3 separate regions of the Homo sapiens genome follow, and regions 2 and 3 are each linked to region 1. Evidence: chromatin loops called from intact Hi-C (ENCODE). Cell type or tissue: endothelial cell of umbilical vein. All regions are shown on one strand. Links, peaks and the distances in the headings refer to the core of each region. The heading gives the core; the rest is flanking DNA.

Region 1 (11,145 bases), core at 2,428-7,427:
ATTTCTCTTTTTTAAAGCAATGTAAATGATCTTTCTTTGTAAATTTCCCTTTGTATAAACATGACTATTCTATTCTTTTTCTGCTATTTGTTTGATATTGGTCTTTTTCTTATCAGTTTGTATGCCTCCTTTAAGAGTAGAGAAATTCACACTTTGACAGAATTGCAAATATTTTTCCTGGCTTGTCATTTATCTTTGAACTTTGATGTTGGTGTTTTTCACCAGGTGCAAGTACTTTATTTTTAATCAATCTTTCATTTTATGACTTATGGCCTTTCCCTCCTCTGTAATTATAAAATAATTTTTGTACGTGTTTGTATTTTCAGTATTTCCTTTTTAACATTAAATATTTTCTTCATTTGGAACTTATACTGTAGGGTGTGATGTGTGACTTAGTTGTCCTCATTCCCTGATTAATCTTTCTTTACTGATTTTAGATGTAAACTTTGCCTTATATTAAACTATTGTATGTATTTAGGTCTATTTCTAAACTTTCAATTCTGTTCCAATGATGTCTTTTTATTCTTATGCCAATACCATGCTGTCTTAATGAGTTTTTATAAGATTTAATAATAGGATAGTCACTTCTTGCTACCCTTCTTTTTCAGAATGTTACTAATTATTCTTGATTATTTACCTCTCTACATAAATGTTAGAATCAGTCTGATTTTTTCAAGTTATCTTTTATGTCTTCATATCTACACTCCAAATTGTTCATCCATGTCAAAATATTTTTTACAAAACAACAGTTTATGACCTTACATGTAGTAAAAGTATCAGCTTACAAAGGGAAAGTGGAAATTACCCAAGGAAAAATGCTAGTCTGAAACACCTAGACATGAACCCTCACCAGGGAAAGATGATATAAATAATCTAACCCACACTAATTCTTATAATACAAATTGTTCTTCTCCATTTACTGAAAAAGAGGAATTGGCTCTTATAGCACTTAACATAAAAGAATTTCCTAATGGTAAGAGGATAGGTGGGTGGGTGAATGGCCGGATGAGTGGGTGAGTGGGTGGATGGATGGATGAATAGATAGATGGATGGATGGATTGATGAATAAATACCAGATTACGGAGGGAACTTGAATCTCTGCATGTCTTTTGTCCATTCCTCACATTGAATCAAGCATTAATTCAATTCAACAACTTCAGGATTCCACTACGGCATATGGAAAAACAAAATATTGGTTGGTTTTCCTTCTTATTTTCTTTATTAATGGAACAAAACTCAAAGCAAATATTTAAAACTAAGATTTATTAAGGAAGAATGAATGTTGTTCTCCAGTGCTTTCTCTACTGGGGTTTCACCTTAATTGATCTTTCTCCCAATGGACCATAATCCAACTGGCATAAAGTGTTGCTGCAGATGGAGAGAGAAAGTAAAAAACTTGATTTAAACCACTGATTGATTTTATATTTCCTAGCTGGCCTGTGCCATGTGTTATAGAGGGCAATGGAAGGGGTGTGTGTGGTTGGGGTGGAGGTGGGTGGATATTTGGTTTGCTGAATTTTAACGAGACCATTTTGGTTTCCCCATGAAAACTAAAACATGAGCCCAGTTCACTGCCATATCTCCACTGGAAACCCAGAGCCCAACACAGAATCATTGCTCCAGCTTCTTCAAATTCAAGCCACTATCATATTTGTTAATCTCCATTGCAGTTGTGTTGGAAACTCCTTGCACTAAAAGTAAATTGGCTCAGGTGGAGTTCTATTATAACCAGAACTCTCCCTGATGCTTCCATTTGCGACCCAAACTCTACAGTCATCCTTCCAGAGTTTGCTCTGCCTCAGAGCAGACCATAGTAATGAATGGTAAGAAATAGGAAGAGGCAAACTTGGCCAAGGAAAGGATTTTTCGATGCCCCAGGATGACTTGTCCTTCATTAGAGGGTTGGAAGCACATGCTGTAACTTCCATTCTAAAGATGTGGACATATTAGGACCAGGATTCTTTACTAAAAACGCTTGCAACTTCTCCCTTAGGACTTTTTTTCTGGAACAAAAGTGTTAGGAAGTTAATGCCCTCAAAAGCAGCCCTCACCCAGTGACTGATGGCAACTGGTGGATAAATACCCCAACTTCCTCACCTCCCAGATGAGTTCACTCTGAGGCACATTTTATACACTGATTTCTAGAGTTCACCACTGGGATTTTGCTCCATTTGTCCATGTTGGTATCTTAATAGCACTTCCCTGACTGCCTTCCTTTCCCTTCCTGTCTCACTTTCCTGCCCCTCTGCTAAAGTTTCCTAGAATGACCTCCCTAGTAAACTACTTGCTCTGGACTCTTTCTATCTGTGTCTGCTTCTGGGGAAAACTCAACTAAGACAGACTCTGTAACCCAGTACAGGGCTCTGTACACGGATTACTCTTTTTAAATTACAATACTCAAATAGTCAACACAGAAAAATTTGGTGTGGGTTTGTAATGGAGTTGAGAAGTGAATGCATGTTATGAGGATGGGTAACTCCTGTCTGCCCCTTCTGACCCTGTTCTCTTCCATTTTATTGCTCACTCATCATTGCCCAAAGGCTCCAATCCAATCAGGCTGCCCTGTTTTAGAAGTCCCAGACACATATGTGCATTCTCACCTCCGTGCTTTTGTGCATGCCATTCTCCACATCCGAAAGCCCTCCTACTCCTCTTCAACCTGTCCAGATGGCACCAATCCTTGAAGACCTGTCTCAAGTTTTGCCTCTTCCAAGATGTCGCTTGTGTCATCGCTAAGAGAATCACAGCATGGGTAGCCTGTTATTCACAACTCACCACTTAATCATAGGCTTTTGTATAGCTTTTAACTACTGCACGTGTAATTGTTCTTGTCTCCCTAATTAAAATGCACTTTCCTTGGGAATAATCACCACACTTTGTACCTCTCTACTCCTCCCAGGGCCTAAAATAGTCTGATAAACACAATTACTTGCCAATGTATGATTTATGCTTTTAAGTAATAAAACAACATGTATGTGTATGACCAATAGTAATGAATCATTTTTAATGATCTTCAGAAAGGCCTCTTTCCTCTTATGCAAATTGCCTGGCAGACAGTTATCAGAGCATCCTTCTTGGTGATCCTTTCCAGAAGTTCACAAAAGACAACAGGCCACAGCAACACCTTGGTTTATGCACACAACTTCCCCACGCTGCTTTAAAGGCATAATAAAAGATAATGCTTCTCGCTTACAAATAAAAAGTGCTTAAATGTAATTTTGACAAAATGTGTCCCAGGGGTGATTGAAGTCTTTTCCTCTCTGTTGTGATTGTAACTGTTATAAATAGACAACCGTAAGAGATTCAAAAGGGGAAACCTTTTAAAGGCTTACTCCAGGGCTTGATACCCTCCCCACTTTATTTTTCTTAGCCCTAATGCTGAAGGAAAACAAACACTTATCGACATACTAATGGTGTTTATTTCCCATCTGTCTTGGAATGGTGGCAATGTGCCAAGCCCTGAGACAGTTCACCACAGCGCCAAGTGAGCTGAAGGCAGCCCCTCCATTCACTGTACCCATGGCTTCCCCTTTGGGGGCCATGGAAAAGTTCAGGATCTTGAATTTATTTTCCCCACCTGTTTCACACTCTGTACCTTTGCCACACCTAAGCCAATTTTCCCAGGCCCGGTGTAGATCAAATCACTTCCATTCTGCTTATGAAGTCACAGCCACCTTCATGCCCCTCTAGAAACAGGTCCATTGAAGTCAGTCGAGGAAACTCAGAAAGGCTCTTTGCTCCTGCTTTGCCCAGAGTCTGATTCCCAACTGCTCATGCCAGAGCTGCCCTAGCAGGGAACAGGAAAGCTGTCGGCCGTGAGCTGGAGCCACACCCACCTCCTCACCTGTACCACACCCTCTGCCCCGTGCTGCACCAGCAATGCCTGGGGAGCTGTGAAGAGCTCCACTCATGTTCCACCACAAGGCTTTTCATCTTCCAGCAAGTCATCCCTTACCAAAGCAAAGTTCAATCGTCCTGTTCAGGTGGGAGGTCCCTGAAAGATCCCAAGAGAAGAAGTGAGCATTTCCTGCTGTTTTTCTGTCTCCTTTCCAAGCAGCAAAGCATACAGAGGAAGTAGCTCTACTTTCTCCTCTCCTTTCTCCAAGTCTTAGCGTTTTTGGCACTGACATGGGAGCCTACGCCCAAAGCAATCATGTCTACAGCAAGATTATGCTTCGGTGGTGATATAATTCTTAATGGCACCTCAGTATATCAGCTGTTCCAGTGCCTCTTATAATCCACTGCAACTGAAACCTCCCAAGTTCTTGAAAATGGACTTCCTCATGGTGACTCTAAAAGACAAGCAGTAATTAGGTAACAGAATCTAATATCCTTTTAGACAAAGTTCAACTCACTTGTAAGGGGCTTTTAGTGATTGGAGTGAACAGGCGGCCCGTCTCTATTTTTGCTTAAAATCCTCTCAACACATGAGAGTCATAAAAGGATATGGCTGAGAAAGTTTTAGTTGCAATCATTCGTTTCATTTGTTTAGAACTGCTTTTTTTATTTTTTCAAATCCATTATTTTAGTTGATTTTCAGATGAATAGGCAGGATGACTTAGTAGTTAGGAATGCTGGTTCCAGATGCCTGCGCTTGAATCCTGGCTCAAAGCCTTCCTGGCTTTGTGACATTGATCAAGTCACCTACCTCCCACCCCATGTCTCTACTTTCTTATCTGTAAAATGTGAATAGCTTTTGTACATACCTCATAGAGTTGAATTTTTAATGTATATATGTATATATACATTATATATAGATAAATATATATATATATATAGAGAGAGAGAGAGAGACAGAGAGAACACACACATTTGGAACTATGCCTGGAACATAGCAAGTGCTAAATAATTATTCTAGTCAAGAGCCAAGAAAATAAAAGGTTAGCAGATTCCATGCCTAGCCTAAGCAATTCCTTCAGTGAGGAGGTCAGATATTGTCTTAGCTTGGGCTCCCTCAGAAGCAGACTCTGAGAGCAGCATTTGGGTACAAGTAACATACGTGGGAGCTGAAACCTCCGTAGAGGTAGGGAAGGAAGGGAGGCCATTAGACTGTGTTTATGAGCAGTTTACTTCTGCAGGAAACTGGGCACAGTCTTACTTGGGACCCTTGAAGTGACTGTGCAGAACATACCACATACTACAGAACTGTCCCTATGAGGCTGAAGGGAGCTGGGGAATTTATTACCAATTCTATCCCTCATTGTTGAGAGCTATCTCTGGGACTGGGACTATGCAACAGTGTCTTCCAGACTGCTCCATGCATAGGTGAAGCATCCTCGGAGGATCATATGCATTTGGGCTTAAGGATGCAGAAAGCCATCAGCACATACTTGGCCTATCTGCAAGTGACTTCCTGGTATGGCCAAAGGAATATGAGCAAGACAACGACAACAGTGAATACAGGAGTGCAATGCAAGTCTTAAAGTTCCTTGACCATCTTGTGCATTCAGACAGAACCAAAACCAAAGGAACCCACCCAGGGAGGACCTATCCTAAATTAATTTCTGGAAAAGGATACTGTACCATCTTTCCCGGTAACTCATTCCAAAGCTTATCGGACTTTATAACATCTCTATTTACCATCAAAATCCCTTTGGGTGAGATCTTTTCTTCTACATTAATTTCCAACGGAGAGAAAGAAAGAGTAAGGCTGACAATATATTTTCATTCATAAAATAAAAAGTATAAAAAAGGACATGGCATGGCTTTAGACCCTGCTAGGTATGCAGAAAAGAATGTTCTTTGAGCTTAAATGTTCTACTCTAAAAATGTAAAAACCTATTTGAAAATGCCTACCTTCAAATACGTTGACCCCTCTGTACAGGACACACTCTAGACATATGCTTCCAGAGTTGTATTTTTGGAAATACTAAAGTTTTGCACAACTATCTTCAAGTTGACAAGTTTACACTTCAAAGACAGAATGCACACCTGAGCCCTTGAAGGCAAAAACCAAACAAAAGTCCTTAACTTTTATGAAATACCTTCTTTCCACTCTTTCCCATTCTTCCAGAGAGAGCTTTCATTTTATCTTAACATCCTTCTGTCCAAAGGCAAAAAAAAAAATTCCCAAATCAATTCATAAAGGCAAGAACTTTTATCCACCATCCATTTCTAAATAAAGAAGGAAGGAATACCAAAGCAAAACAACCATACCTATTATAATTGCTTTCTTTGACTTCTAGCCAAAACTTCTTAATAGGGACAAGATACGGTAAGTGACAAGGAGATGGTAGAATCTGGCTTTTATTTAGAATGTTGGTTAAGCCCATTTGCAAGTAGGCATCTTTACATCTTTTCATGTGGAGGGTTTATTTTCTCTATATTTGGGCAGAGCCCGCTGAAGTAACCAAAAACCACTACCTCTGGGGAGGAGCTGTGATGTAGACCAGAGAAAGTCTTAGTCAAGGTAACTGAGGCCAGAGATCCACAATGAAACTGTACTGTATTATTTCATTTTTCAAACTTACACATTCTCCTACACCCTTTTCTCTGGATATGATTTATGTTCAGTTGATTTTGTTACAGGTCTGGAATGTTTACACAAAGGCTTAATAGACATTTACTTTGGAAGTTACATTGTGAGATAGAATCAAGGAATTGGCCCATTGCCGAAGTCAGAATGGGAGGCCACCTGGAAGTTAATGATCACTTTGCAAAGACCAGGGGCCTGTAACAAAAGGTTCTAGAAAAGTAGAGACTTCATGTAATAACACACTGTACTCAGACATCCATCTTTGGAACGACTGAAGAGAAACCAATGTTTCATAGAGACATCTACCGATAGAGACGTCCAGGACACAATTACTCAATACTTTCATACTTTAATGTCATATTTTGTGCTCTACTTTACAGTTTATATATGCTTTTATGTAACATTTAAAATAATGCTATCCAAAATGATTCCTATAACCCCATTTATCAGATAATCTGCTTTACATATTTCATTCATGCTGAGTTTACCTTTGAGGCAAATATAAAAGAATTATGACTTTCACTTTAGAGATGAGGAAACTGAGACTCAGAAAGGATCAGCAACCTACTTGCTCAAGATTACATCATGCATAACTGGCAAAAACCACAGTCCCTTCAGTAATTTCACCACTATTCTACGGTTGTTTTGTTTAAGCTATTACTTTTTCTATGATTCAACGGTACCCACAAATACTTATCAAGAAGCATTAACATCACCAGCCTGAGCATAGTGGAGGATAAAAGTAAATGTAATCTCCTTGAGATTATAACCTAATTTGGGAGAAAGGCCTATTTCTTGAAGTGGCTTGTTTTTATATTCAGCGATTTCTTTCTAAGAAATTCTCTGTAATACACAGTGCATCGACAACTAAACAAGTTAATATATGTTAAATCCTTCCATATGGCATAGTATGAAAAAGAATTAATGCTTTAAACAAAGTGCTCAAAGGAATGCTTTTTTAATTTTAGTTTTTATTTTAAGTTCTGTTGGAGGATGTGCAGGTTTGTTACATAGGTAAACATGTGCCATGGTGGTTTGTTGCACCTATCAACCCATCACCTAGGTATTAAGCCCAGCATGCACTCTCTGTTTTTCCTAATGCTCTCCCTCCCCGCACCCCACCTCTCAGCAGGCCCCAGTGTGTGTTGTTCCTCTCCCTGTGTCCATGTGTTCTCATTGTTCAGCTCCCACTTATAAGTGAGAACATGCAGTGTTTGATTTTCTGTTTCTGCATTAGTTTGCTGAGAATAATGGCTTCCAGCTCCATCCATGTACCTGCAAAGGACATGATCTTGTTTTAAAGGAATGCTTCGTAATAAAATGATACTTGACAGACATCTGAAGAAGGTAAAAAAGCAGTCTATGCAGGTATCTGGAGAAACACCAGTTCAGAAAGAGCAAACAGCAAGAACAAATTTCCTGAGGTAGAAATATGTTTGGCTTCTTCACAAACAGCAAGGAGACAAATTTGGCTATAGCAAGACTAGGAAGAGATTGTGTAGAGGAGAGATGAAGGAAGCCTGTTCATGTTGGACCTTATATGCCATAGGAAGGGATTTGACTTTGACTCTAAGTAAGATGAGATGCCCTTGGAAGATTTTGAATAGATGAGTGACATGGTCTGGCTTTTGCTTTAAAAGGAATCATCCTGGCTTCTTTGTGAAAGAGTATAGAGGAACAAAGGCTGAAACAGAAATACCAGGCTTGAGAGATGGCAATGGATGTGGTGAGACATGGTTGGATTCAAGATGTATTTTGAAGATAGTTTTCATGGGATTTTGTGGTGAATTGGATGTGAGGTGGGAGAGAAAGAGAGGAGTCAATGATTTCTCCAAGTTTTTTCAGCTTGAGCACCTAGAAGGATGGAGTTGCCACAGCTGAGATGGACAAGACCAGGGGTGGAACAGATTATGAAGGTTTAATCAGAAGGTCACTTTCTATCTCATGAAGTTTGAGATACCCACTAAATACCCAAGTAGGGGTATTGAAAAGACATTTGAATGTATAAATATAGAGTTTAAATGAGAGAGCTGAGATGGAGATATAAATTTAGGCATCGTAAGATATTTAAAGCCATGAGACTGAATGAGATCATCCAAAACATGAGTGCGAGTGGAGAAGAGGGCCAAGATCTGAACTGAGAGTGGGAGAGCTCAACTTTTAAAGGTTGAGGAGGTCAGGAGAAACCAACAGAGAACATCAATAAAGGAGTCAGTGAAATAGGAAAAGAATAAAGAGAAAAGAGAGGATATGTCCACAATAAAAGATTTATGAAAGAAAGCCCATTGTGGCTTAATTCATAATACCCCCAAGATGAGAACAACACAAATACCCATCAGCAGGAAAATAAATAACCAACTAATGGGATATAAGTCTTACAAGGGAATAATACTCAGCAATGCAAAAGAATAAACAATTGCTACCCACAACAACACGGATGACTCTCCAGACATAACAAACCAGATACAAAAGAGGACCAGCCTGGCCAATATGGTGACACCCCGTCTCTACTAAAAACACGAACATTAGCCTGGTGTGGTGGCGCACCTGTAGTTCCAGCTACTCGGGAGGCTGAGGCAGAAGAATCGCTTGAACCCAGGAGGCGGAGGCTGCAGTGAGCCAAGATCGTGCCACTGCACTACAGCCTGGTGACAGAGCAAGATTCTGTCTGTCTTAAAAAAAATAAAAATAAAAAAAAGGCGTTCTTATTTTTCCACAAAATACCTAATGTAGATGATGGGTTGATGGGTGCAGCAAACCACCATGGCACATGTATACCTGTGTAACAAACCTGCACATTCTGCACATGTATCCCAGAATTTAAAGTACAATAAAAAAAATTAAATATATATTCTACAGTAAAAAAAAAAAAATAGCACAAGACTAGTGTAAATTGTCTTTGCCCATGAAGAGCTTACTTATCAGACTGAAAATTGGAAATGCACAGATTTCCTCTTTGGAACAAGAGGACTAAATTATTATCCTTTTACACTCTTTCTACAGAACATCCTCTTGCTCTGCCTCCGACCTATGACTATTTCAAACAATTGTCTCAGCAACTGCAGCCCCAGGTCTGCTCTGCTAGGCCACTGGCCCCTAAGTACCTTAGAGGACACAGGAGATAATGTTGAACATGTTGTCTTGGTAACCAACACTTTTGCCTGGTGGCCCTGGCTCCATCCTCCTCTATACCCTGCTCTTGCAGTTTCCACTGCACCCCAAGGTTGGAGACCTGACCCTTCCAGCTCCTCTCTGCTATGCCCTCCAGTGATTGTGCTGTGCCTCCTCCCCCACAAATTCCCCTCCCCCTCGTACGTTTCCACCCTACTTCTTATTTTGAACTTGCACAGTTGTTTCCACCTCATGTTTAGCAGGTCTCAAGGGTTCTAACTCATGGTCTTGCTTAAATCTTAAATCCCTGCCACCTCACTGTCAGTCGGATGAGGCACCCCGATAGGTTTCCCAGGACAGCTACAAAAATTCCTTCATGGATGGAGAGTTCTTCCCCCACTCCAAGACCTTTTAAGTTAGATGGGATTTATCCAGCTGTTAATCACTAAAGTCAAAACTGTATAGTCAGGGTTTAGGGTACCCTCCATCAGAAAGCAGAGGAGGGATAGGGGTTTCTACTGAAAATAGGAACACAAATTGGACACATATTTGCTCCTAGTTGAAACATTGTGCCCAGTGGCTAAGTGGACTCTTTTCTCCTGGTAAGATGTCCCTCATTTGAACAAACTGTTTTGGCTGACAGATTTTTGTTTTCAAAGAACCAAGAAGATTAGGCTGGGCACAGGCCTGTAATCCCAGCACTTTTGGAGGCCAAGAAGATTAGGCCAGACTCACACCTGTAATCCCAGCACTTTGGGAGACCAAGGTGGGTAGATCACCTGAGGTCAGGAGTTCAAGACCAGCCTGGCCAATATGGTGAAAACCCATCTACTAAAAATACAAAAATTAGCTGGGCGTGGTGGCACACACCTGTAGTCCCAGCTACTTCGGACAATGAGGCACAAGAATTGCTTCTACCTGGGAGGTGAGCTGAGATCATGCCACTGCACTCCAGCCTGGGCTACAGAGGGAGACTCTGTCCAAAACCAACAAACAAAGGAAGGAACCAAGAAGATGATACTTTAGAGGCAGTTCTGAAAGCAGTCACTTCTAGGCAAGAATTAAAAATGCTTCAGAAGCTGACATGTGATCCCTTCCTGGAACAGGGCTCACAGGTTTACCCCTGCCCAAGCTCTATCCGCCACATCACCCCACTCCCAACTCCCTGCCCAGGGTCCCAGGGCAGTCACAGGGCAACAGATCACAACAGTGTTATGTTGGGCTGACTCAGCTTTTCCACAAGGGAAGTTACAGAATAACCTGGCTCAGGACTTAGACCAAGTAGTAAAAGGGAAGGAATGACGAAAGCTGGTGAGGCTTCTGCAACTTGTGTTACTGCCCTTGGATTGCTTCCAGGACTGACTTTGTGGGTACGAGACTCAAACTGCCACACAGAGCTCCGTGCTTGGAGGGGTCCCATGATTGGTTTAATGCTCTGCTGTCACTGTCTTGAAATTGTAATAATTTTTCAACAAGGTCCAACATTTTTATTTTGCACTGGGCCCTGCAAATAAATTATGTAGCTGATACTAATTGTTTCAACTCAGTTATCCGCAAAC
Region 2 (11,145 bases), core at 3,686-8,685, 340 kb before region 1:
ATTCTGGTAATAATACTAAAGAAAGATATTCCATGTCCTCATATACTTGATTGCACTTTCCACATCCACTAAAAATATGGCTCAAAATGATTGCAAGAAAGCGACTGTCTTAAAAACCTTGACATAATTTTCTAAATAAGTATTTGGATCTCCATAAAAACAGAGAACCCAGGTATTTGAACTGTTCATTTGTAGAGTAAAATTAAGTTTCATGAGTTTACTGTTACCTGTCCTTTGGCCTGGTACTTAGTAGAGCCTCAATTTCTATTTGTGGAATTTAGGAAAGAAAAGCTAAGAAATGTTTGCTCTGAAAACCAAAGGACTAGGATAATTGGGGAAGAGCTAGTGCTTACATAAAAAGAAAAATCTCAACACATTAAAGATCTCTTCTATTGTCCTACTGACACACCTGTTGAATATAAACAGATATTGTTGAAATAAATAAGATCACAATGCTCCACTGCATTGATAGAAATACCTCTTGACAGTTCTTTTGTTTACCTGTGTCTTCTCAGTGTGGGACATCTTCATATTGCTCCCTCCTTCCTGTCTTTTCCAATTTCACCTACTGAAATATATTATAGCTGTTTAGTTTTTGTTAACTTGGGGTTGGAAATGGTGCTCCAGAAGTAGAAGCAGCTGAGGGCATGTGGTTTCTAAGATCAGCATCCACTGGACAGGATGAAAATACCGAGCCGACCACATGGATGCCTGGGACATCAGGCTGCCCACACATAAAAACTAACGATCGAAAAGACCTGTCGTTTGGTTAGAATGGAAGTTTGATCAGTGTAACTCTGGTTAAAATCTCAGAAAAGCAAACACTGGGCCTTCTTGGGTGGAGGTGGAGATGCTATCAGTCTGTTTTCTTTCTCCTGATGGGCAGCTCAACTTCCCTCCTCTCCTATCTTGTCTTGATTTGAGTGACTCTGCTCTGGAGATCTCCCCATCATGATCACTTTCCTAGAATTTCAAGAGGAATTTCTGCCACTTCAGGAGAGCATCGTTGTCTGTTTATTTTGATAAGTCTGTCACTAGGACAATAGAAAAGATGCCAATGTCTGAGATTTCCGTCTTACAAGGGCACTAGCTCTTCCATTATAGATCTCAGTTCATTGGTTTTTCAGGGCAAGTATTTCTTGGGTTTTCCTTCCTAAATCTCACAAAGCAATTTCCTACAGAAAGCAAGATATTTGAAGATGAGTGTAAGAATCAGGAGTTGTAAGACAGTTTCATTTTGCCTTAAATTTTAAACTTCTATGGGAGAGAATACACTGATGGGTAGCTGGGAGTGAGAGGTCACTTAGCTCCTCCCAGAATCTCTTAAAGCCACCCCAATTAAACACAACCTAAGTAAGTATTGTGTGTTTACAATGCAACCACAGCCTCTGGAAACTAGAATGCATTCGACTGTATTGAGACAGTGAATTTGTTTTAGATAAACAACTCTGGGATAGGGGCTCTTGCTGTTCTGCCTTACCTCTGGAAGGGTACAGGAACTGAAGGGACGAGAGGACAAACCCGAAGTAAGGGAACGAGTGGGAAAGTATGGAAGCAATTATTACAAGCTGAGATGAGCCAGGGAATCAAGGACTAGAGAGCCCATCTTGGCTCATGAAAATGAGCAAACTCAGTATGACGTTGGAACTGCAATCCAGAAACAACAATCTCAACAATGCGACTGGAGTGTTATTCTAATTGAAATATATAAAAGTACATCATCATCCTCCTCTTCAGCTAATTGTTCCAAAGCCATCTATTACCCAACTGTGTTGGTAGAGGAGGATTTGATTTAAGAAGACTCAGAAAACATTTAAAAATTGTGTTTGAATGGAATATGGTAATAAGCCTTTTATGTGAGAGCATCAAATAAAAGAAAGCAGCTCAGTTATGACATGTCCTGCATTTCCTTTCATTGAATGCATCTGAAATATTTTGAATTTTAAATATAGGATAAACATAATTTCTTCTAAAAATAGTTTTTGGGTCTTAGTTTTTAAGCCAGCACAAGTAAATTACTCTGTGTAAAGGTTGAATAAACCCAAACTCTTGCTTCTATCTTTAAACAGCATATACTATGTACTAAAGCTCTCTGAAAGAAAAACAGGTGAGCTGCTAAGTTGAGATCCTACAACAGATAGACTCCCATCGAGATATCATCAGAGAAGCAGCAGCAGCAACAATATTAAAAATCTCAGGAGAAAAATTGAGTTAATTTTAGGTCTACTTTCAAAAGTTAAGTGCTTTTGAAAATTTACTGATTCTCTGATTTCAGAATAATTCTTCCTAGTAAATAGTTAGATAAAACAGCATTCACAGCTAGCTCAAGTCTGAATACCTCCTAAAATAAAAGAAGAATATATTATATAAATCCTTCAGTTTTCTAGAGCACTTTCACCTATATTTGTTCCTTTGTTCTTCAGAACTACTCTGATGTGTGTTCACAATGGTGGCAGGGCATCCTTTCAAGAAATGTTATTCCATCTCTTCTAATGTCCTCAAATCATGTTTTCACCATAATGGATGATGCCTTCCTATGTGAGATATAGCAGAGGTAGAAATGCCCTGTCCCAGTGGCTCCCAAAATTTGTCTGTACTTTAAAATCACCTGGGAAACGTCAAAAAATATGATGTCTCTGTCCTGCCCCTGGAGATTGTGATTTATTGGTCTGGGTGTGGCTTGGAGTTGGAATTTTTAAAAGATCTGTAGGTACTTCTAATATACAGGCAAGGTCAGGAGCCAACAACCTAGTCTCTTTGGATCTCATTTTCCAGACTTGAAAACAGCATGTGTGGGTGGAGTTGAAAGGGCTTGAAGGTGTCGGGTAGTCATTAAAGAGTTTCCTGAAGTAGGTTCTGGAGAACTCTGGTCTTCTCTGAACCATGTGAGGAAACAAAAGGGGTTCTCTGATGAAATCACTTTGGAAAACAATGTGCAAACTACATTGGTTGAATACATAACAATTGTCTTAATAAAAGAATCAAACTATCAACCCAGAATCAAGAGTGCTGGCTCAATTTCTACCTCACCACCGACTAATTATGAATCACTGGATGTCATTTACCTCACCAGAGCTCAGTTTACGCATCTGTAAAGAAATGGGTTGACCAGATCTCCAGTGAGATGCCTCATACTTCTAACATTCCACAAGCCCTGAACCAGAAATCTCTGAGATCCCATTTATTTTAGGATCCCAGGAGTCAAAGGGAACCAATGATCTTATCTAAGCCACTCAAGACTACAATATGGGGGGTATTCTTAATTGGTCTAATTTGCAATGAATCATCATTAAGCCTCTAGGCAATGTAGCTGCAGACTGTGATTCTTCCTCTAGTGGTTAAGACTCATTTTATTCCTGAAAGCTTTTTAAAATATTATCTTCCTTACTGCTGCAAATAATGACAGCAGAGTCTCAGACAGGCTGATTCATAGCTACTGTTTCTCAGCCTCGTAAGTACAGACGACAATCGACACAGGCCTTCTTGCCTTTAGCTTTCTTGCTGCCAGCAGACTGTCTGGACTTTGCCCGGGCCGACATTGGGCATTAATGAATGCCGCATTCACTCCACTGGATATCCGAAGTGACTAATGCATGGAATATTTGGGCTGCCTTCAGTACATTCAATGTCCTCTTATGCCATCTACCCATTTTCCTCGTATTAGGCTGGAAACAAGAATAACTCATAAAATACAGCAAGGCCAAAAGGAATTTAGTGGCAGGGAGGAGAGAAAGTCTAAAGGCCTGCTTGGTCCTGTACACCATCTATATACTGATGACTTGTCAGTAGAAAGTTTGGGTGAATTGTGTTTCCTCTGAGCCGATCCTTTCATGAAGTCTTGCAAATTATTAAAATACCTATAAGCTAATTATTTATTTTGAGAATAAAGGGCTGCCCTTGATGCCTTAAATCAGCTCTTGACAAAGCATGACCCATGGGATAAATTCAGCCTGTAGACTATTTTAGTAAACAATATTTTATTGGAATACAGCCACACTCACTTGTTTATACTTTATCCATACCTGTTTTTGCTCTAAAATGGTAGAGTTGACTAGTTGCAACAGAGACTGTATGAACTGCAGAAGCTAAAATATTTATGATCTAACTGATCATTGTTTTATACTTTATATATGTCATTTGGTATAGACATATTTTTTATTCACTTATTTCTTGCTTTCTTCATGCAATCAATTAATTATAGGTATTTAATAATGAAAGCAATTAAGTAAATATTAAAGAAACAATACAATAAGAAACAACAAATTAAGTTTCTGTCCTTTTAAAACATACCTAAATATCGATAGTCATCTTATTGCAATCATTTATCTACAAAATCTTTTAGAACTTCACTCTTATGTTCTTATATGCTTGGCCTTCAGGGAAAAAAAAGAGAATTATGTACATGACCTGCTCATGTGCTCCACTATATTATGCCAATCAAATAAAATATACATAAATGGTAAAAATCACCCAATCTAAAGCTAAAGAGAACCATTATTTCTGGTCCTTCCTTTCTAGTCAATGTCATAAAACTAGAGTTGGTGATAAATCTAAGTTTTATAATATGCAGGAATCTTTCCTATTAAGCTATCATAATAATATATGCATATATATGTAAATGCACATATAAACAACCCATAAACATGAATATTTGTGGTATATTTCTAAATGTTTCAACATGTTAGGTATTTTGCAATTTTTCTCTCTTAGGATAACTGTTGCCAGAATATGTTTTCTCTTTTTGTAGTCTTAGCATGGACAAAACAAGTAAATACATGAGAGGTTTGGTCTGGGATTTACTCACTTAAGGGGGAAGAAAAGATTCTAGTTGTAATTAAGTTTTAAGGCAGGTGGAAAATATACCCTTGTTCAACCATCTCAATCCTGGGCACTTCTACCCTGAAGCTGTGATGTACATTGAAATCAAAATATGGTTGATTTTGAAGTAAACATTTTTTTTCCTAGCACACAACAGCAAATCTGACACTTAAATATGTGAAAAACAGAAGCCAGAACAAATTCAAAATAAATATGAGTTACTAACAGTTATAGATTAGGGAGTTCTGTTTCCACAAATCCTTAGCAAGGAGTATGCTCACAAAGCATGTAATTACACTAACAACTAACATGATAGATTTCTTAGACTCAAGATCACACAACAAAGTAATAATAATAACAATACTTATATCTCTGGGGCACTGCTTTTCTACTGTTGGGATCTAAAATTCCTAAGTCAATATCTTATTTATTTGCTGAGAACCAACCCTTTCACTTTTCTAAATTATTCCATATTAGGATTTCATGAACTAGTAGATCAGGTTACTACTCCTTATAGAAAGCTGCTGGAAAGTGCTAACTAAAGTGCTGGAATTTTAATGCCATATTTTAGTGGAGTAAGTGCATGGTAGAGGAAGATTAATTAGGTTTAAGACAGAAGGAGAGTCCAATTTAATTTTGCCCCATTACTCAACTTGCCTGGAAATTATACTTAGTGTGTGGGATTCTTCCCCCGAGGGGAATAGCGCAGAGCCTCCTTCCTACCCTGTCAAGCACAGGAAGCTGTGTAGTCTTTCTGTGCTCATTCTGTTCTATGCCCGCAGAGGTCTGTTTGTGCCAGGACAGCTTTGCAAGGCAGTGGAAATCCTTTTCTGGCACAAGATTTGCAAGATGTGGAATGGGCCTGTATGGTTAAGATACGTTAGCATGAAAATCCAGCTTTGACTGAAAAGTCTCAAAGAGGCTTAGGCTCCAATTCTGTGTCAGGAGGGAGAAGCAGAGAGAAATATATTGTCACATTCCAGTTATTTCCAAGTAGATTCTTGCCTTTGCAATTCCAGTTTAGCCAAAGAACTTCCAGAGCTGAATAAGGAAATGCTCCAGAAGAAACACTATGCCAAAAATGCACCTTCCTTCTTCCCCTCTCAAGTTCCATGTTTATTAGCCCTGGAAAAGCCCTCTTTTTACCTATTGAAATTCTTTAAGCCCCAACTCTAACTCATTAATCCTTCCTTAGTCCTTTTCAATATCTCGCCTTTAAATTCTTAGAGTATACAGCCTGTGCCACAGAACTTGGCAGTGAAACTCCACAGCTTTACACCTTCCAACCTGCAGACTTTGAAAGACAGAAGCAAAACTCTGTGTGAGGTCAGACTCATCAACTGTGCCTACCAACAGAGGGCGTAGCAGTTGGGAAAGTGATCTTACGAACCAACTTCCTAGTATTTGCTGGAGGATATTCTAGGGTTTGTCACTGTTCTTAGCCTGTCTCTCATAGTAGAGCACAAGCTTTTGAGACCTGGAAGTAATCTTTGTTAATAACTCGATTGTGTTATGATCTACAGTTTCACTTCTGGTCTCCTTTCCCTTCCAATGCTTTTAAGTCCTCTGTGCTAACTCTAATGCCAGGTGTCACCCATAGGCACAGTTCCTGAGCTAGTCTGAAGAACCCTGGAAACACTATGGTTCCTTGACAATAAGATGCCTTAAACTTTAAGATAAACTATCAACCTAGTAATAATGAAAAATAGCATTGCATTAAGTGTGCTTATTGATTATAAAATGAACTTCAATTTTTAAAATATTCTGTTGTGTGTGTGAGAGTTTTTTTTTTTTTAATGGTCACCATAGAACTGATAAATAAGGCCTATCAGGAACATCACCACCAAATCCAGTGAAACTTGGAACTGAGTTGCTTTGATCACAGATGGACTTGTGGTCGTGAGTCCCCAGGGTGGTAATAATTCTACCTGCTGAAATGTGAGGCCTTGTCTCAAGCATTACAATGGACTATTGGGGTTTTACTATTATTAATACTGCTTCCCTATAAAGCTAGATTTTCTCTTTGAATCCTGACTTGATTTAGTGAAGTTTTGTGCCTTTTCAGCTTGCCATGATCTTGTTCTTTTTTCCCTACTGGTTCTGTATTTTCCTCTTATAGGATTAAGATAATTTATGCAAATGGGCTAGAGTCCCCAAAATATAAAAAGACTTTTACACAATCATCTCTAAAGATTTCATTGTATTTCATAGTATATTTCTATCACTTATTTAATTAATGTCTTTGTTGCTGGACATTTATAGTATATGCCCAAATATAAACAAAATGAAATAAAAATAGATTTCTCATTTTTCAAAAAAGTGGATTAAAAAAAAACGATGTTTTGGCCCACTTGTCTCCATTTTTTTAGCTGTTCATCAATAGTTTCACACTTGATTTGGCCCAGTTTTCTTTTTTGAGTAAGTAACTATGTGGAATGTGTTTGTATGTCAAGGTCGCTGTTGTTATTGTTTGCATTTAGGCATAATTCCTTTGCAAACTTACCGAGAATTGAGACTACGAAGTAAAAGTATATGAATATATTTAAGGCCTTTTACAATTGTTTCTAAAATTTAAACCACTGTAGGTTCCCATTAAGTGTATATAAAAGTAGTAAGATGAGTCACGTTATATTTTTCTAAGATTGTTTTCAAGTTTTTTCTGAAATTTCCATTTTATTTGCAAGAGTGTTCGTAATATCTTAACAATGTCTGCATTATGTGTGTGATGGCCTCCTTGTCTTCCTGATTTTGATTATTTGGGCTTTCTTTTTTTTCCTTTTCTTAAAATTAATTTTCTAGATGTTTTAAAATTTTGTGTTTTCAATGAACCAAATTTTGGCAATGTTTATCTTCTCTGCCCTATTTTTATCATTTGAACTACTTTATTCTACTTTGTGAAAGTTTAGTAACTCCTTGTAATGAATGCAGATATCATTTGAATATTTGTCCTCCCCCACATTTCATGTTGAATTGTAATCCCCAATGTTGGAGGAGGGGCCTGGTGGGAGGTGACTGGATCATGGGAGTGGGACCCACATGACTTGGTGCTGTCCTCGTGATAATGAGATCTCCTGAGATCTGGTCATTTAAGTGTGTGGTGGCTCCGACTTCTCTTGCTCCTCCTCCTATCATGTAAGACACCTGCTCCCCCACCGCCTTCCACCATGATTGTAAGCTTCCTAAGGCCTCCCCAAAAGCAGATGCTGTGCTATGCTTCCTGTACAACCTGTAGAACTGTGAGCCAATTAAACCTCTTTGCTTATAAATTACCCAGTTCCTGGTATTTCTTTATAGCAGTGCAAGAACAGACTAATACAAATACCTAGTTTGTGCATTTCAGCCTCTTTTTTACTGTATTGATTTTTCCTTGCAATTCTATTAACTACTGAGCAAGATAATATGCTAAAATTCTGAGTGGTTATTTTTGATTCATTTGTTCTTTCAATTCCTGAAACAGATGTGTTAAAAGTTTCTTATATGAGTGTAGTTTTGCCTATATATTCTTTTGATTCTCTTATTGTCCACGTCTTCTTGTGGTTCCATCAATTTTTGATTTATATGCTGTGAATCTCTATCATTAGGTGCATGGATATGTAAAATCATTACATCTTCTTGTGAGTTGAAGTTGTTATCATTATAAAGTGACTATACCTTTTGCCTTAAATCTATTATGTTTAGTATTACTATTGCAACACTACCTTTCCTTTGTTTTACACTCAAATAATACATATTTGTCCAAGCTTCTACTTCTGTTTTATTTTTATTGTTAGCTCCAGGGACACATAGGATGTATACTACACAACTTCAGGGAACACCACCCTCATAAACTAGAACATGAATTCCCCACTTCCAGTGATTATGGATGTACCGGATTTCACAGGAATTTTCCTTAATCCAAGCTAATATTCTTTACTTTTAATTATTCAGTCTATTTGCATTTAAATCAGTCTATTTGCATTTCAATGATTACTAACACGTTTGTGTTTAAAATATACCCTCTTGATTTTTATTTTTCTCTAACTATTCTATTGTATTTCCTTTCCCTCTTGTAATATTTCAGTTTGAATGTTTTTATTCTAATTTTTAAATATTAATTTGAAAATCATACAAGTTAAAACATTAGTATACATCAAAGTAGAAAATTAATCAATACTTCAATTTTCCCTTAGAAAAGACAAGGTCCTTAGAACATTTCAACTCATTTTTATCACATTCAAGTAAATCTGTTAATGTTGTTTTGGATTTAAATTCTGTCTTAATCTTTAATACCTTATTATCATGTTTAATTATTGTTATTTTGTACATTTTATTAGACTTACCCACATATTCACTTTGTTCTCTCTTCTTCATTCCCTGTTCACTTTGGATCTTCTCTCTGGATTCAACTTGATTCTGCCTCAAGAACATTCTTTACTATTTCTTTTAGTGTAGGTTTGCTGGTGGCAAATCCTCTCGCTTTTTGTTTGCCTGAAAATAATCTAAATTTCTTCTTCACATGGAAGGTAACTTTCACGGGATATAGATTTTCAGGATGACATTTACCTTCTTCAGCACATTAAAGTCACCATTCCATTGCTATTGGCATTCACTGTTGCTATTAAGTTAGCTGTCAGTCATTTCTTTAAAGATAATCTGTTTTTCTTTTGTCTATTTTCAGGATTTTTCTTCTTCATTAGAATTCTGCAGTTTCATGATAGAATGATTAGGTGTAAATGTCTTTCTATTTACCCTTTTAGAGATTTATTAGCTTTTTTTAAAATCTCTAGATTCTGTCCTTAATCAGTTCTAGAAAATTTTTATTTATTTTCTATTCAAATATTATCTCTCCATTATACTTTTATTCTCTCCTTTATGGAATCAAATTAAGGGTATATTCGTTCTTCTCAATCTATCCTTTTTGCCTCTTGACCTTCTGTATTCCATCCACTGTCTCTCCATGCAACATCCTAAATAATTTATTCTAACGTTTCTTGCAGTTCTAATTCTTTCTTGGATTGTATCTAATATGCATTTAAACTTATACTTTAAACTTTTAATTATTATATTTTTTATTTCTAGAAATAACACTTTTTAATTTTTAAAAGGAGTAACCAATGGGATAGAAATATTACTTTGAAAAATATGCTAGATCACTTAAACTTTTCTATTCTCTGTAAACATTTTCAAATGTGGCTTTAAATCTTTAAATCTAGCAAACAGATTGTTCTATAATGTGTCTACTAATTCTAGAATGTGACAATCTTGGAATTTGTTTTCTTTTCTTTCACTCTTCATTTTTATTTTCAGTTTTCTGCTGGTTCTTGCTCACAGTTCCTTGTTTCCGTGGGTACTTGGAATTATTTGACGTTGTGTTTCTCATTTTATTTGAAAATTATTTTTTAGAAGTATTTTAAGGCTATGACAATGTTATCCTTCTTTAGTCAAAATGAGTATTATTTCTTTCATCTACTCATTGTTACTACCAATGCTGATACTACTCTAAATTAAAATTAACTCTGTGTGTGTGTGTGTGTGTGTGTGTGTGTGTGTGTTTTCTTTTTTTCTAAAGAGGCACCAAGGAATTGCAAATTTGTTGGCAAATCCATCTAAGTTCCACCTTATTTCTTCTTCACTTTTGTTCTGATGGTACAATCCTTTAACGCCTAACTGAAGTTGATGATTCCTCAGCCTTAGAAGGCTCTGAGTTTAATTTATTTCTCTTTTTTCTCCTCAAGGCTAAAGTTCCCAAAACCAGTGTTCACATTTCTCAGTTTTGACAATTGTCTTTATGGTAAAATCAAACTTTGTTTTCTATCTTTTGAGTTGCATCTTTCTCTACAATTTCTATCTTATGAGTTATTTAACACTTCATATTAATCCTTTAAAAATATTTTATTCAGAATTTTAAAATTATTTTTAGCAGAGAGATTAATATGAATAACCTAACTTTCAGTAGAGGTACTCCAATTAAGCTCTTCACAAGTTAACAGCTTTACTCCTTTTCTTCTTTCCTATAAGTGACCTTTGATAGCTTTTTATTTGTCTTTTCTTAATAGCTCTTCAAAAATGGAATAGATTGCTTCCTGAGTGAATGAACTATGAGCCATATAACATAATCACTCCTTGACTGATAAGATCTCAGAGAAATCATAAAATAGGTTTGTATCATAAACAAAAGGTTAAACTAAATGACTTCTGAAATGCTCCCTCAACATAAAAAGGAGATTCTCTTTTCTACCTTAATATTGATTTCCAATAAACTATATTTTCTTTTTACACATTGTAAAAAGAAATGAGAACCTATCACTTCTCTATTTCATTAATATTTCTATTTGATTTTACTTTCTA
Region 3 (11,145 bases), core at 2,605-7,604, 100 kb before region 1:
GAACCAACCTAAATGTCCAACAATGATAGACTGGATTAAGAAAATGTGGCATATATATACCACGGAATACTATGCAGCCATAAAAAAGGATGAGTTCATGTCCTTTGTAGGGACATGGATGAAGCTGGAAACCATCATTCTCAGCAAACTATCACAAGGACAAGAAAACCAAACACCACATGTTCTCACTCATAAGTGGAAATTGAACAATGAGAACACATGGACACAGGAAGGGGAACATCAGACACCGGGAACTGTTTTGGGGTGGGGGGAGGGGGGAGGGATAGCATTAGGAGATATACCTAATGCTAAATGATGAGTTAATGGGTGCAGCACACCAACATGGCACATGTATACATATGTAACAAACCTGCACGTTGTGCACATGTACCCTAAAACTTAAAGTATAATAGTAATAAAAAAAAAGAAAAAAAATTGTTCGCTACTATGAGAATGCATCTGATTCAGTATAATCTGCTATAATTCTCCTTTGGTAACTTCAAGTCCATCTAGTTAGCTACTGACAAAGATCCTACAAAGCAATAGAAAAAATGTAATTATATTTCTTTTGCCCAAATCTGCTTCTGTACCAAAATAAGAGACTTCTGCCCTTGATAGAGATTTTGACAGCTCACCCATCATGCATGTTAAACAAACTCATGAAACCAACAGCGTTAATACAGCTTCAAGGGATGAAGGGAGATTTTCCTATGACGTGATAATGCCTTATCTTGTAAAGATCACCAGGGAAGGAGATTTTCCATTCTATGTTGCACAGCATCTGTCACTACATCCAAAATGGAGACAGCAACATCTCAGTCCAAAGCAACATAGCAGGAAAAGAAGACAAACCTGGACCTAATGAGAAGCAACCAATGAATCCATCATAATTTACATATTTAGCAGCCTTGAACCTCCCAGCAACTCCATGTATCTGGCAAATGGTCATTTTTCCCATTTCACAATTGAGGTAACAAAATCCTAGATTTTGCCAAAAAGTCATGCAGCTGAAAAGTGGCATAACTCAGTGCAAAGCCAGCAACCAACGATCCACTTCTCCTCCTCTTGCCAGGGCTTCTCATATGAGCCAAAACAGAAATCATATCTACACTGTTGGGATTACTCTTGAGCACCAGAGATGATTCTTTACAATATTGATGTGATAAATTTAGTGTACCTGTCCAAGCCACAATATCATGTTTCTATTTTAGAACTCAGGAGTTGGGAATATGGAAGCATTTCCTCTCTGTTTACCTAGACCATGGCCTACATGAGAAGAGAACCATTCATTGAAAGGGTCCCACAGATATTTTGGAATATAAACTTCCTGCATAAGAAATGCACAAAAACCCATGGATTTACCATATTAGATTCTATTAAAATGTTCTATAATAACTATATTCTGTAAGAAGAGAGACAACCCAACACAGGAAAATAGAGGCCCAAGGGAGGAAATATTCAACAATATTATTGAAATGTTAAAGAAGTGGTTCCTCCTGAACCAGCAGGATCAGCATTTGTTCAAATAGGAGGTTATTAGACCACATCCCACAGACTAGAAACAGAATCAGAAGCTCTGGAGGTGGGGCTCAGTCATATGTGTTTTAACAAGCTGCCCAGGTAATTCTGATGCAGTTAAAGCTTGAAAATAACTGTGACAAAATAAATAAAGCATCAGGTAAAATATTAGAAGTGCTTAATGAATAGTACAACATGTCATCCCAAGTTGAAAAAATAAAAGAGAGCTTATCATTCCATCAGAAGAAAAACACAACAAAACAAAAATAACACATGTAAGCAATAATTTATGAGTAAGAAGAAACAAGTTCCAAAACAGTAAAGGCAAGTTTGGGAGGTGTTTTAAAAACAGATTTTTGCTCACATTTTTATAATTTCTAGTTGTAAACACTTCATAAAATGCTTCAGAGGGACGAAATTATTTGGCAGGAGGTGCCTTAAATAGTAACTTCAGTGGACATTGGTAGCTATACACTACTTGTCATTACATTTCATCCCAGTCTTTTTTATTTTCACATCTTTTAATCCTCTTCCTCTTACTCTTTCTTTTTCCTCTCCTTAGTGAGGACTTTTGCCTGCCAATAGCAAGCTTAGCATAGTTGACTGCCTTCTGGAGGTCCTCGGGTTAAAAATGTTGACATCGTCCCTTAGATCCCCTAAGCAGAAAACTAATATCTACCCACCTCAACTGCAAGTGTAGCCATTAGGAAAAGCCCATCTGACTTTATTACAGTATTTTAAATAATAATTTTCAACTCAACAGAGCATTGCAAAGTGTAGGCTGCTTTCAAATACAAATTATCTTTAAGAAGTTGCAATCATGTCAAAGACAAGAATGCTGTCTTTATATTTCTAATATGAGACCTAGTACATGGGTGAACTCAATAAAGAAATCATTCAATTAATATAGGTGATTTTTCCAACTACTCTGCAAGGGAAGCAAAGCAACTATGCTCATTTTAAGGATGAGAAACAGGGTCGGAGAGGACACAGACCTTACCTTATGCACCAAAGGAATACTAAATCCAAGCATCTATGACTCAGGCCTATGCTCATTACACCACCAGTTATAGCTATAAAAATAAAATCGTTTACAACAGCATTGAAGGAAATGCAAAGCAATTGGCTTCAAATGCCCGAAATGGCTTCCCAAGGCCATGAGCAGCATGCTATGCAGTCCAGCTGGGAAGTCTATCTCACTGACCTCTTGCACCAAGGAATTCCTCTGGTTTCTATTTCTAACTTTTTCAATTGTGCAACTCTGTTCCTGGGATGGGAGATCTGTTAAAATGCTTGAGAATGTGTTGCCCTTCTCTTGAGTTAAACCATCAATCTTTGGAAAAGAGACATTTCTCATCAGCAGTCTAAGTCCTGGGCAGAACCTTTGGGCGGATATTAAACAGGCCAATAGACTAGAACTTCATAAGAACAGGATCACCCATCATCAAAGAGAGAAAACAAGCAAAGCTTGCTCGGAGAGTGATTGTCCCAATTTTAAATAGAAAAAAAAACCACTATAAACACAAATCTCAATAACATAGAAATAACCAAACCAGTGGACCCCATAATAAGGAAAATGTATTCAGAAGACCTGATGTGAGGCCCAGGAATTAGCATGTTGAACTACCAGTACAACTGTTTCTAATGCAGACTCCATGACTACCATTGAGAAAAACTAAGGAAGTGAGGTGTATAATAGTCTACATCTAGGTCCAGACTAAAAACTAAGCCAAAATCCTCAACATGTATGGCAAACGTAATATGGCAAACGTAAAGAGGACCTTTGACACCTCAAATTCTTCAATGTCGCCTACTTAGTTGACCATAATAGTTTTCCTTCACCTTCTCAGCACTGTGACCATCGCTTCATTGTTCTCACGTCATTCTTAGTCCCATCTCCTAAACTGCGCCGCCTACCATGGAGGTGGGTCCTGCAGCCTCTGTTTTCCAGGCTTCTGTACCAGCTGACTTCCACCCACATTCACCCAATGAGAGATGCTGGCAGGAGGTTAAAGAGCAGAAAGAAAGGAGAGTACAGGGCATTTCCCCCATCCTTCTCTGTCATAGGCAATGTCTCAGGTAGCAACTGTGCCTTCTCCATGGCTCTGGTTCTTGTCAGAGAGGCAGCTAAGGCTCCTGCTTTTGCTAGGTGGGCTTAGCTTCCAGCCTCAGAGACACTACCTCCTTCTTTATGCATCTAACCTCAGGAAAGATAATGGCATCCTGCTTTTGCAAATCTTTGTATTTCTTTAGCAGCTTCTATTTGGCGTCGCAGATGTTCCAGCAACTATGTGTCCAACTCTGTTTTAAATTTTTCTGGTTTCAGATTAGATCAGTTTCTGTTCTCCTGAATGACTCCTAACTGATACCTAGAGGAGCTTTATTTCAGCCAACTTGGGCATCAATCTTGGACTCCCCACCACAGCATTTCACAAAGATGTGATGGAACTCTCATCCTAACGTCCATCACCTACTATTCACCAGTTGAATCTGGCAATGTGGTTGGCCAGGTAGGTTATCTCCTTCTCTTAGCATCCCATTCTCATCTCTCCTAAAGCTCTGAAATCAGAGACAAAACACACCCCTGAGTTTTAGCCTGTCTTCTCTGACTGATTCTTCCTGTGCCTCATATCCCCAGAATCTGATGTCTAGGAATCAATTGATAAATTCAAAGTGTATAATGACTGATGCTTTTGCATTTTACTAGGGAACTTCAATGTTAATTCCAGAATGTGGTTGAAAGGAAAATTTCAACAGGGACTAAAGGATAAATATTTTAGTACAAGAGACATCTTTCTGAGGCTTCTCAAATTATACTCTGTGGGGAGCTACCTGTTATAGTTAGCAAAGAAAGGGATAAGTCTAACCTGGGTTGGGAGAAGGAAGAGTGGTGTGAGGAGGAAAGAGAGAAACTGTCCAGCTACTAAACATCAGCTGACCTTAATCGAGTACTTGCCATGTTCAAGACACTGTCTTAAGTGCTGTAGGTATATTATCTCATTTAACTCTGACATCACCATGAGGTATGTATTAATACTTTTTAGCAAATAGGGGAATACAGCATAGAAATTAGTTATTTGCCCAGATAGTATCCTTGCTAAACCGAAGAGCCAGGATTCAAGATAAAACCACAGGGCCTGCACACCACATCACCTCCTGAAAGTGAGTCAAACCAAGAAGAAATAAAGTTAGAAGTAATAAAAGCTATCATGTTATTACTAGTAGAACATAAAACACACCTTCCTTTTCTCTTTCCTTTTTTTCTGAAGTTTTCCTGATTGTCTACATGTATAGCACATGCTGTGTGTGTTTGTTTCAGGAAAAGCCAATCACTCAGTGATGAGGACACTACAGAGGCGAGTGGCTTCAGTGGGGAGACAGCATAATTTGCAGCATGGGAGGGATCTGTCCTGTTATCACAGCCTGGTGGTGATTTTTTCAGTCTTGATGACTTTGCAAGGCTGGAGACATGCTTCCTCAGGAAGAGGGAGAGTAACAGAAACATTTCCTCTCTCTGGAGACAGGATTCAGCCAAAGCATGGTAATGAGGGAGGGACTTGACTGTTGCACAATTTAACCCCTGGCTCTAACAATTACAAATTAATAACCTAAAGTATAACTGGCATGTTCTATTCACAGAAAAAAATAATAATTCATTGAGTAATTCATGCAGCATTTACTTTACATGAAAATACCAAGGAAGACACCAAGAAAATTAGTAGTTGATAGTAAGAACAAAGAAAGATGTACTAGAAAACACTGCTGTTTCTGATTTATGCTCTTCTCTAAAACACAGATGTGGGTGTGTGTTTGGGGGAGATGCATTTGTCTAAACCCTTCTGGCAAATTGACAGCAAACCCAATTCAACAGGCATTAAAAAAAGTGGGGCCGGGGGGATTTTATTGTCTCAATAGCCAATATCTTGTTTCAGGAACCGGTACATCTAGAAACTCAGATGATGTCTTCAGAACATCTTGAAATCATGGACTTTCTTGGTGGACTCCTTTCAAAAAGGACCTCACCACCACAACTCGAGGTGACAAGATAGTGCACTACAGCCCCAGACCAATTTCTTCTCCTCTTAGCAATGCCGGTGGACAGACAAGACCACCTATACCACCTTCATCCTTGACTTCCTTCCATACTTCCTACACCACCAGCAAAAGTACTGAGATTCACTGTAATTGGACAGATGTGGGTCACATGTTCATCTAGTGAGCGTGGGTCACATGTTCATCTATTGAGCCTGGGTCATGACATAACCACCTGAAACATGGGGGCAGGTCAGCTCTAATCAAATCACATGACCTGATTGTGAAGGAAGAAAGGTCTTCAAGAAACATTAATACTTTTAACAGAAGAGAGAAGAGATTCTGGACAGAAAACAACAGCAAATGTCCAGACCACCAAATGGGCAAAGGTTAACAAAATATTTTTTAACTGGGTGGGAGAAGAAGCTATAGTAACTGACAATTATTTTTGAAGGGAGGAATACAGGAGGAAAGACAGGAAAAGAGATTTAATGGCAAAGAAATCAAGTAGTAATTAATTTATTCATTTATTTACTAATTTGATAATCATTTGAGTCTCTAGCAAGACGTAACTCCTTCTATGCATAAATTTTTTTTACCTTTTCAACTAATTCCAGGGGATGTTTCCAACCCAAGGTTTACACATAATAAAATATAGGATTTCAAGTTAAAATGTTTAATAACATGTTAAAAAGGAGTGTTCTGGTGAAATATTAAGTGATTTCAGTTCTCCCCAAATGCCCTGCTCATTCCTTCTGCATTTCCTTCCCATACTTAATAGTATTTAAAAATAGTATTTAATAGTATTTAACAATAGTATTTAATAGTGTTTTTTTCAAGAACCATCCCCAAAATTAAGTTGAATTAGTTTTCTGGCAAGAACTAAAATTCTAAATCTGTAGAATTGTTTAAACATTTTTGTGAGAATTATTGAAATGTCTAAATCTTCTCAACGTTTTAAAATTATTCAGACATGAAGGTATATATTTCACGTACGTTTCCTTCATTGAGTCAAAGAGTGTGGAGTAAATAGCAAGAGAAAGGGGACACAGGGGAAATACACCTCCTCCATTCTGCAGTTGTTCTACATTTCTCTTTTGTACAATATCATTTGTGTCTCTAAACCTCAAGCAGCTCAGGGCAGTACTGTGTCTGTTTGTTTTGGCACTGCCAGAGTTATTATATGAGCCACTTTTGCTTGCTGAGTTCAAGGAACAATAAATAATAATAAAGAGAAAGGGCAGTTTGATGGCATGACTCCGTAGAAGAGGGGAGGTCATGTGGCAGTTGCCCTCCAACTGTAAAACTCAGGTTTCACACCAGTTACAGGACTGGAGGTAGATTAAGCAAGAAGGGAGTAGACTCCACTTTCTTCTTTTTAATAACACAATAATATCATGATGTCTTGAAAGATAAATTGATGTCCATGAACATGGTGTTCAAGTGTTTCTCTGCCTGGCCACAGCATGGGAGTGGCAGTGCAGCAAAGTGAGGGTAATAGCACCAACACAGACATCAATTTCTGTTGGCAGAAAATTTTGCAGCCAGGATCAACCATAGAGAATCATTTTCACTGAAAGTATTTCCCCTGTCATATTACCTTAACATTCTTCTGATTCACAGACAGCTAATTTTACCAACAATACAGAATTTGGAATGACTCTTCTCTGATTAAAAAAATCTCTATCCTGAGCTAGATTTATTAATTTCTTAAGCTGCTCTTATGGTACAATCTTATGCAATATCCAGTGAGAACCTCATGCCTTCAAAATGAAGCATCGAGAGTAACAAAGATTTTTTTAATATAACAAGGATTTTTTTAATAACCCCTTTCAGACTGGCAGGATGCCTCCGCCCTCTCTTCAATAGGTTTCTTTAATGAGGATCACTAATGACCAGTGAAAATGTTCATTGCACAAACTGCCAAGGGTTTGGGGATCTTTCAATACGTGATACAGGTGATCAGTATATCTTCGTTATGTGGATGGTGGGGGTAGACTTGAAGAAGACACATATTGAGAGCGCACTCCTCTTCTGGCTAAAGAGGAATAATTCATGCCTCTTTGCAATAAGCCTTTAAAAATTATCACTTTAAAACTTCATTTTGTACCCATCACATAGTGGGATCCAAAGTGCTTTGACTTTAGAGTTTTGTCCTGGTAGAAATGGGGCAAGAGAGAGGCTTCTCTTCCAAAAGCCCTCATATATTCTTTATATTGGTTCTGCAAGTCGGTCTTAGATATGCTTCTGATTTCCTCAGCTCTTCCAGATTTTATACAAGCTTGGGATCGAAAGGTGTCTAATGACTTTTTCTCAAAGATGTCGGTACTCCGCTTAATTAAAGGAACAGTTTGATTTAGTCATTCATTAGAGTAGAAAATTCTTAGAGATAGTTTGATCAAAGGGAGAAGGGCTATTGGGGAATTAGAAAGGTTATTGCAAAGCTAACTAGAATTAAAGTCAGGAAGCCTTCTTCCTATAAATTAGGCTGAGGCTTAGCCTCACAGATGTCCCCCCTACACCTGATGCAGTCAACACAGCACATTAATTAATCTCCTCTGAGCCAAGCACTTGGCTTCATGTGCCATATGATAACCTTTTAAAATCAAAACTGACAGAAACTGCTATGTTTCAACAAAACCATTTCCTCTACCTCCTGGGCATACAGATTAGATAAACTATATTTCCCAGCCTCCCTTGCAGGAAGAATAGCCATGTGACTGAGTCTAGCCAATGGAACAGAAGCACAGGCACTATTTGCCATTTTCAGTCTGGCCATAAGAATCTCCCAAGCAATTCTCCAAATTCCTTCTTTACTCTTCTGTCATCCAAATGTGGAGAGTCCAGCAAGGTCCGAAGAGCGAGGGAGTCCCAATATAATAAGCCTGGGTCTTTGAATGACCATGTCAAAAATCTTCCCTGGTAGGGAACATTCACATCATACTTTCCATGAACAAAAAATAAACTTTTATTGTTTTAAACTACTGAGACTAGGGTATTGGTAGTGTTTGTTATAGCAAGCTAGTGTTACTTACTCCAACAATCCTTTTCCCACCAAAAAAAAAAAAAAAAAATTTAGAAAATAGATCAGAAAAGAGGTCTGTCTATACAAAGATATTTGTAAGTGGCAGTAAACCAAACCTAGCCTGTGGACACAACAATTAATATATTTCAAAGTGTTTTAAGGAATGCTTTGCAAAATTATAGGGTGCAAACAAATGTCAGTGATTGCTACTATTATATCTAGCAGCCAATTAAAGTTAAAACCACCTACTAAATTATAAAGATATGGTGTAGCCCCATAGAATTGTCTTAATAATTCCTCTGAGTTAATAGTTTCTCCCAAAGCAGTCCTGGTTTCATCTAGTAATTAGAGTCTAGCATTAGGACTACATAAAATAGAATCTATGGGTTCACAGCTGACAATAGGAATTTACCAACTCTAGTTTATGCTCCCAAAAAATTCATGCTCATCATTAAGAGACAAGATTGGAGATCTAGTCAATCACCATTTGAAAATTACCATAGTAATAATTGTTATAATCAAGAACCATCAATGGATGCTAAAAAAAATGAGAGAAAAATTTTTGAGAAACAGTATTATCAAGCAAAATCACCATTAAGCAATGACCACAGTAATAACTGTTGCAAGTAAAATCCATCAATAGATGCTATAATTGATGGCGAAAGTTTCAGGAGAAATAATATATTTGCATAGTCTCAAAGTATCTCCCCTAGGATATTGATCAGTTCCAAAAGGGGAAAATAGTAACTTTATAGTGGAGAAACCCAGCAGACACTACTCAGCAAAATGAGCAAGGTTAACATCACCAGCAATAAGCTATATGAACATGATGTTCCCCTGATATCACACACTGAGAACACATTGTCACTTCTGTGGCATTCCTGCCGCAAATGCATAACCTCAATCTAATCAAAAGAATACAGAACACAAACCCTAATTGAGAGAAAGTCTACACAACAAATAACCCGCACTCATTAAAGGTTTCATCATCATGAAAGACAAGAAATGACAGTGAGAACAACCATAGGTTGGAGGAGACTAAGAAGATACAACCTTAAAAAAAGCAATGTGGGATCCTGGAATAGAAGAAAGTATTAGGGGGAAAACCGATGAAATTCCAGTAAGGTCTGTAGTTTTGTTAAAAGTATTATACCAATGTTAATTTTCTCATTTTGATCATTCCATTTTGTTTTTGTGAATTGCTAACGTAGGGGAAGCTAGATACAAGGTATATTGAAACTTGGTATGACTTTTGCAACTTTTCTGTTAAGTCTAAAATTATTTCAAAAACAAGTGAGGGGAGATATTTATCTACTCTCAACATATCTCCTATGAGATATTTAACTACAAAGAGGAAAATAGTACCTTTACAATGGAGAAGCCCAGCAGTCACTAACCCTCATCAAGTGACCAAAGTTAATATCACCACTAATGGGACAAATGGAAATCAAATGTCTCCTGATATGACACCCTAAGAAGGACTTAACATCACTTCTGTGATGTGCTTGCCAAAAAACAGATGTATAACTTGAATATAATCATGAGGTAGCACAGACTAATCCAAACTGAATGACATTCTACAAAATGACTGGCATGTACTCTCTAAAAATGTCAAGATGTGCAAGGCAAGAAAAACTGAGGAATCTTTCCAGATAAAACAAGACATAAGCAATATGGCAACTAAATGCATCAAGCGACCTGGATTGGATCCTGGACAAGATTTCGTATTCTTTTGTTATAAGGGAAATGAGTGGGACAATTGGGGAAATTGCAATAAAGTCTGTAGCATAGCTGTAAAAGTTCATCAGTCTTAAGATTATTATTTTCATTATTGCATAATACTATGGTTATGTAAAAGAAAGTCCTTTTACTCAGTGAAATATTTAGGAATGAGACATCATGTCTGCAACTTGCAAACAGATCAGATATCTTATCCATCCACAATCACACACATTTATATATAAGGAAAAGAAGTAGAGCATGAAGCTCCCGGGTGAGAACAGCACCCTGGGAGAAGAGAAGTAATGAGAATGCCCATGTAAATTCTCTAGACAAGAAAGGGGTCAGGTTAACTAGATTCACCATGTGTTTAGAGAAGTTGGAAATAACATTTGTCTTATCTTGTGGAAGATAACATTTCCAAAGTCATTCAGATGAGCTTATGAAGAACCTCAGCTTCTAGATTTCTTTAACCATAGGAAATAAGGAATCAATGAAAGTTTTTTTGAGTTGATACACGATGCACCAATTACACTATAGCTAATACATCTGTTGAAGATTGGATTAAAGTGGGGAAGAGTCTGAAAGTTAAACAAACTATAGGCATATTTCCACTATTATAAGGCAGTGATGGAGACAATAGATTCCTGGACATGGAAAAGTACATGGAATTAGCATATGTGAGGTACCTAATAACCTATGGAAATGTGTGACCAGCAGAGCTATTTATTTTCTGTCATCAACATACAAAATTAAGTGTTTAATTACCTTTATCTTCACAATGTTCTTAATTCTTTTTCAAATCGTGGAAAAGACAGACCTGGAGTTATAAACACACATTCGTCTGGAGC

What was found. A loop is a pair of places that touch in the nucleus more often than their neighbours do. Peaks named below come from ENCODE experiments on the same cell type or tissue, not always from the same donor. Only the 100,000 strongest peaks of a DNase experiment are listed, where the experiment ranks them.
Region 2: a loop joins it to region 1, with 1.9 times the contacts of the local background. A loop is called at or near these places in 5 of 110 quality-filtered maps.
Region 3: a loop joins it to region 1, with 2.6 times the contacts of the local background. A loop is called at or near these places in 4 of 110 quality-filtered maps.

Annotation. Positions count from the first base shown.
Region 1 is chr20:10,857,236-10,868,380 of GRCh38, reverse strand. No RefSeq gene overlaps it. Among named protein-coding and RNA genes, the nearest start is that of LINC01752, 110 kb to the right of the region's middle. In endothelial cell of umbilical vein, for the core only: no CTCF peak of the experiment used is centred there; DNase peaks (open chromatin) are centred at 3,530, 4,560 and 6,600; H3K27ac peaks cover 809 bases.
Region 2 is chr20:11,200,371-11,211,515 of GRCh38, reverse strand. No RefSeq gene overlaps it. Among named protein-coding and RNA genes, the nearest start is that of LINC02871, 180 kb to the right of the region's middle. In endothelial cell of umbilical vein, for the core only: a CTCF peak has its summit at 6,174 (motif pointing right); a DNase peak (open chromatin) is centred at 6,195.
Region 3 is chr20:10,957,740-10,968,884 of GRCh38, reverse strand. No RefSeq gene overlaps it. Among named protein-coding and RNA genes, the nearest start is that of LINC02871, 63 kb to the left of the region's middle. In endothelial cell of umbilical vein, for the core only: no CTCF peak of the experiment used is centred there; DNase peaks (open chromatin) are centred at 4,974 and 6,784; H3K27ac peaks cover 1,655 bases.